Linked DNA regions of Homo sapiens: region 1 is linked to region 2. The links are chromatin loops, found by intact Hi-C in ENCODE. Cell type or tissue: heart left ventricle. All regions are shown on one strand. Each heading gives the region's core, and the rest is flanking DNA. Links, peaks and the distances in the headings are about the cores only. Region 1 has its middle 61 kb from the start of RREB1. Region 2 has its middle 6.2 kb from the start of RREB1.

The links. Hi-C counts contacts between places; a loop is a spot of excess contacts. Peaks named below come from ENCODE experiments on the same cell type or tissue, not always from the same donor. Only the 100,000 strongest peaks of a DNase experiment are listed, where the experiment ranks them.
Region 1: a loop joins it to region 2, with 2.4 times the contacts of the local background. A loop is called at or near these places in 32 of 110 quality-filtered maps.

The regions. Positions count from the first base shown.
Region 1 is chr6:7,045,879-7,048,797 of GRCh38, forward strand. No RefSeq gene overlaps it. Among named protein-coding and RNA genes, the nearest start is that of RREB1, 61 kb to the right of the region's middle. In heart left ventricle, for the core only: no CTCF peak of the experiment used is centred there; no DNase peak of the experiment used is centred there.
Region 2 is chr6:7,100,271-7,103,189 of GRCh38, forward strand. No RefSeq gene overlaps it. Among named protein-coding and RNA genes, the nearest start is that of RREB1, 6.2 kb to the right of the region's middle. In heart left ventricle, for the core only: no CTCF peak of the experiment used is centred there; a DNase peak (open chromatin) is centred at 1,184.

The DNA.
Region 1 (2,919 bases), core at 199-2,698, 54 kb before region 2:
ATAAACAAGATTCTTCCAACTAATCCCACCTTCAATTATGATTTGGGAGCTCAGTGTATCATCCTTCGCACTGGAACCCTGCTCAGCAATGATGCCATCTGCTTGTTTGCTTGCTGTAATAATCCAAGACTAAAGACCCTTAAAAAAAAAAAAAAAAAAAAAAAGATACCCTGCTGAAGGGAAAATTATACAGGGCAAGTAGAGATATTCAGAGTAAAAATATACTTAGTAATAAAACCTTCTGTGTCACTATGAACACCATTTGTGTTTCTGACAAGTACCACTCAATTTTGTTTTCATGACCATAAAAAATTCCAGCAGAGACGTAGATCTTCAGTATTTCAGGTCTGGTAGTGTGCATGGATTGTAAAACCTTTTCTTGGCTTTGGGCACCAAAGTAGGTTAGGTAATAAAGAAGTTGCAAAGAAGAGATGTTTGGAGTTTCCAGTTTTGATAGCCAAATGATAAAACAAATGTGATGAGAGCATAGAGTTATCCCCAACACCGTTATATCCCATAAAATCAATCAAAAAATTATGTTACATAAAATAAGGATAGAGAGAGAAAGAGAGAGAGAGAAAGAGAATGTCTGCTTTACTAAATTGATTTTCTCTCTCTTCAGAGTTGGTTCTCCTTTTTTGACCCCCACCACATATATAAGACAATAGCTTTACTTTAGTATTCATTAATTTAAAAGATACATAAAAATTAGCTGGGCATGGTGGCATGCACCTGTAATCCAAGCTACTCGGGAAGCTGAGGCAGGAGAATCACTCGAACCCGGGAGGCAGGGGTTGCAGTGAGCCAAGATCACACCACTGCAGTCCAGCCTGGGTAACAGAGGGAGGCTCTGTTTCAAAAAACTAAATACATAAATAAAAGATACATAACATAATAATAATGTAAAAATTTATGAATGTAAAAATGCTTTTAAATGAATTTGTGGTTTATTAATTAATGACAAAGACATACATTTGGACAGAGTGCCTTTATATGTCAGTACTATTATTCCATCTGCAGGAAGTGCTGGGTGCACATAAAGCACTGTTGACCCTTTGCAGTAACTCGGTGTCCCTGAGGGAGTATTTAGCCATCAACTGGGAACCACTGACTTCGAGCAGAAATATGATGTGAAAGCAGGAAGGGATGCTCAACACATCCTTAAAGTGTTTTTCTGTAATTTAAGCAAGGTGAAATAAAAATATTTTTCCCCTAAGCATCTGAGCCTGTGAAGTTAGTCTCATCTTGCAATTAGTTTCATTTCCATGTGCTTAGAAATCCAGCCCATGTTACAGTTTTTCAGCTCCCTACAAAACCAGAAGTTTTGCTAATCAAATATTTATTGAATGATAGTGATCTTGCTTATAACCTCAGTGGTGTCTATCCCTTAAATTAACCACATTCATTGTGTTGTCTTTGTGAGATTTTGATCGTTTCCAGATGCAGATACACCTTATATGAATAGAAAGAGAAAAAAATCCAAAGTCATTCAAAATAGAAGCAGAACCATAGCTACCACATGTGTTTTAAATATATTACCCATACAATTAAGAATACAGTATTATAAACCAGCTCTATAAATCTTGTAATAAAAACAGAAATGCACCAACTCTTCTTAGCCACAAAGAGGCCCTTAATGATACTATAGATTCCATGATGATGTGGCGTTGGGACTAACTTAATATTCCATAGGAAGAATGTCAGCTGGCTGAAATAAATAGAGCGTATCCCTTTCTGTGCATAACTAAAATGAAGGGAAAATATTTTTCTTTCATATAGACAAAAAAGAAGCTCTTTTTATTTTGGAAATTCTTAAAGATACATAAAAGTAGAGATAATAGTATAATGAATTCTCACATGCCTACCACCCAGTTTCAGCACATGGCATCTTATTTCATTTATATTTTTCATTTTCTAACCCGCCAAAAAAAAAAAGCTGCATTATTTTAATACCAGACATCACATCATTTTGGTGCAAATATTTCATGATGTATGTCTAAGACATGAGAACTCTTTGAAAAAAACAGTATGATCACAAATTCACTAATACTCAAACCAGTAACAATAATTCTTTAATAGTCTTTAATAGATAGTATTCAAATTTCCCCAAACATCCCATATTTGTTTACTTTTTAAAATCAATTGTATCTTCAACTTTTAAGGATAGTGGCTGTTTTTAAGGAACTCACATAGCTGAAATCCCCTTACAGTTCCTCTGAGAAATATGTCTTTAAATAAGCGCTTAGTCATGGGACATTTTATCACTGATTCAACAATCACTCTAGGCCTTTATTGAGATGGGCCCAAACACTGCACAGCAGTGGAAACAGGCTCTATTAAGACTTCTTCTCACTGTCTCTTACGGTAGGGCAGTGCCTTAAAGTGCACAGAGCTGGGGGCGGGGGATCCTTGATTCTAATCTTCATGTGGTTGTTATATAACTGTATAACCTTGAGCATATCTCCCTTCTTTGTCTCAGTTTCCAGGCCTGTAAAAAGAGTGGCTTAGCCTATGTAATTTCTAAATTTCTTTCTGGCTTTTAAGATTCAACATGTTTGGTTTTATGTCTATGTCAAAAGCTGTATCGGCATGGTGTTATTTTCAAAAATGAGAGAATGTCTATTGTAAAAGAGAGTGGGTCTTATGAAATCATAAGACTAGTTGAATCCTGACTCTAGGTCCCTTGGGTAAGTCGTTAACCTTTTTAAGCCCTAATGTCACACTGTATTACAATTATTTATTTTACATATCATCTCTCCTATCAAAAGTGAGTTTCTAGAAAGTAGGGTTTTCTCATATTTGTCTTTCTATCATCAAAGTCCAGGGTCCTGTCTGGAGCCTGGTAGGTTCTCAATAAGTGCTTGTTACATAAATGAATGGGAGGGTATGCAATCTGAGGGTAAGAATGGTGGCTCCATC
Region 2 (2,919 bases), core at 132-2,631:
TTCCCTTCCTTTCTCACCTAAGTTCACGCCAGAGCACAGGGCCTTCACTTCCTCTTCTTCTACTCACTGTTTAACCCCTTGCTTTCTGGCCCCTGCCTACCATACTCACATGAACTCACTTTCTCAGCTCTCAGCCTTTGTTTCTGCCACTTGCCTTGGTTTCTCTTTGTTTGTTTGCTTTTTGCATAAGTTTAAGGGGTATAGGTGCAGTTTTGGTACATGGATATATTGCACAGTGGTGAAGTGTGGCCTTTTAGTGTAACCATCACCCGCATGATGTACATTGTACCATTAAGTACTCTTACCCCCTGCCACCCTCTCACCCCTCCAAGTCTCCAGCATCTATTATCCCACATTCTGTGTGGTTTCTCTGTGTTTTAACACTGTGGGCCACCTTTTCCCTTAGCTGTTCTGCTTCTTTAGAGGCAAAAGAGAAGGAGCTCTTACCACTCCCTCTTCTTTTTCCACTGAATTGCAGCCATTTCCTTGGGTCCTGCCCTAGCCTGTCATTGTCCATGGTCTCTTTACCTAGACGTGTCTTTAGGCCTCCCTCCTGAGTTCCCCTCCTCTCCAATTCCACAAGTCGCACCCCCATCCACGACTCATGCCGCTGGTGAATGGACACACCCTCTATCCAGTTATCTAAGGCCAAGCCCAGAGAATCGGCCTTCTTAACTCCATGACTTCTCACTCCACAACCAACGGGGACCAAGCCTTGCGGATCTGTCCCCTTGACATCTCCTGTCTCTGGTCCTTCCTGCACTGCCACGGGTCACGCTAACTGCTGCGGCAGTTTCACCTCTTTTGTTGCCACACACCCTGGTCAGTGCTCCAGAAGGATTGTTTCCTTTCCTCTCACAGTCAGTTGGTCAAGTTCTGTTGATTCTATGGCCTAATTATGTCCCAGATGAATCCATTCCTCTCCACCTCTACAGCCAGTGCCTCTTCCACCCCTACAGCCAGTGCCTCCCTAGGTCTTTATTCTTGCTTAACTAAATTCTTCTATTACTATTAATTCCTAACTCCCCCTCCTGCCTTGTCCTGCCATCCTTCAGACCATCCTCCACGGTACCCTCCTCCGTGAGCCCTTTCACGGCCTGACTGCTGGATAACGTCCAAGTCCGCTGTGCATAGCGCTCTTGGCGATCTGGCCCACTGGCTACTCCTACAGCCCCATCTCTGGCTGCCTCCCCTCCTCCCTCTGCTGCTCCAGCTCCAGAGGGTGGTATTTGCAGTTCAGGAAACTGACCTTGTTTTACGCCTCTGTGCCCTTGTGCTTGCAGCTCCCTGCCCACTCTGGCTGGAGTGCCCTGCCCCCTCCTCTCTGCCTGGGGACACCTACACAGCTGTGAGACCTCATCCAAGTGGCCTTCTCCAGCATCCACACCTTTTTTCTTCATGATCCTCTTCCACAGCTTAGCTCTGTTGTCCATTTATTTCTACCTCCAGGCTCAATATCACCTACTCTGTCACCTTCCACCTCAAATGGGTTCCCCTTCTCCCTGACTTTCTCATTTTTGTCCTTCTGTCAGCTACCTAGCTAAGACCCAGGCATCATCTTGGCCCTGATTTCTGCACCTTACCCCCCATCCCTCGTTCCCCCTCCATTATGGGTCCACCGCTTGCTTCTCTGTGAGTTCTTCCTCTGAAGTGCTTCTTGACCTCCTCTACCCTCACCCTAGTTCAGGCCCTTGATACCTAAGCTTTTCCACAGCCAATATTCAGAAGTTTTCGTGGGACAGGCTCAGCTTATTTACCTTTTAGTCTCATCACCCATCTATTCCTGTAAATGTTATATTCAGCCAAGCTGTAATCCTTACTGGTCTCCGAGTGGGACCCATAATTTGTTACAATCGTGCTCTTGTATCTGCTGCTGTTTTTAATTCCCAATCTTCATCTACTGAATTTCTAGTCATTCTCCATGGCCCAAATCCATTACTTTCTCTTCCATGAAGCTTTCCCTGATCACTCTTCTTAGAATTGATCTTGGCTAGGGGCAGTGGCTCACACCTGTAATCCCAGCACTTTGGGAAGCAGAGGTGGGCAGGAGTTCAAGACCAGCCTGACCAACCTGGAGAAACCCTGTCTCTACTAAAAATACAAAATTAGCTGGGCATGGTGGCGCATGCCTGTAATCCCAGCTACTCAGGAGGCTGAGGCAGGAGGATCGCTTGAACCCGAAAGGCAGAGGTTGCAGTGAGCCGAGATCGCACCATTGCACTCCAGCCTGGGCAACAAGAGCGAAACTCAAAAAGAAAAAAAGAAAAAAGATCAGCCTGGCCAACATGGTGAAACCCCATCTCTACAAAAATACAAAAATTAGCCAGGCATGATGATGGGCGCCTGTAATCCAAGCCACTCAGGAGGCTGAGGCGGTAGAATAGCTTGAACCCAGAAGGCAGAGGTTGCAGTGAGCCGAGATTGCGCCATTGCACTCTAGCCTGGGCAACAGAGTGAGACTCTGTCTCAAAAAAAAAAAAAAGAAAGAAAGAAACAAGGAAAAGAAAAGAAAAAAAGAAGTGATTTCTGCTGGGCACAGTGGCTCACACCTGTAATCCCGGCACTTTGGGAGGCCAAGGCGGGAGGATCACTTGAGGTCAGGAGTTCGAGACCAACTTGGTCAACATGGTAAACCCCATCTGTACTAAAAATACAAAAATTAGCTGGGCATGGTGGTGGGTACCTGTAATCCCAGCTACTTAGGAGGCTGAGGCAGGAGAATTGCTTGAACCCGGGAGGCAAAGGTTGCAGTGAGCTGATATTGCACCACTGCACTCTAGCCTGGGCAACAGAGTGAGACTATGTCTCAAAAAAATAAAAAGAAAAAAAAAGAAGTGATCTCTTTGCTCTGAACTCCTGGATTTTGTATGTATTTAATTTTTTTTATTATATGTTAGATTACGTCTCAAAAAAAGTGAT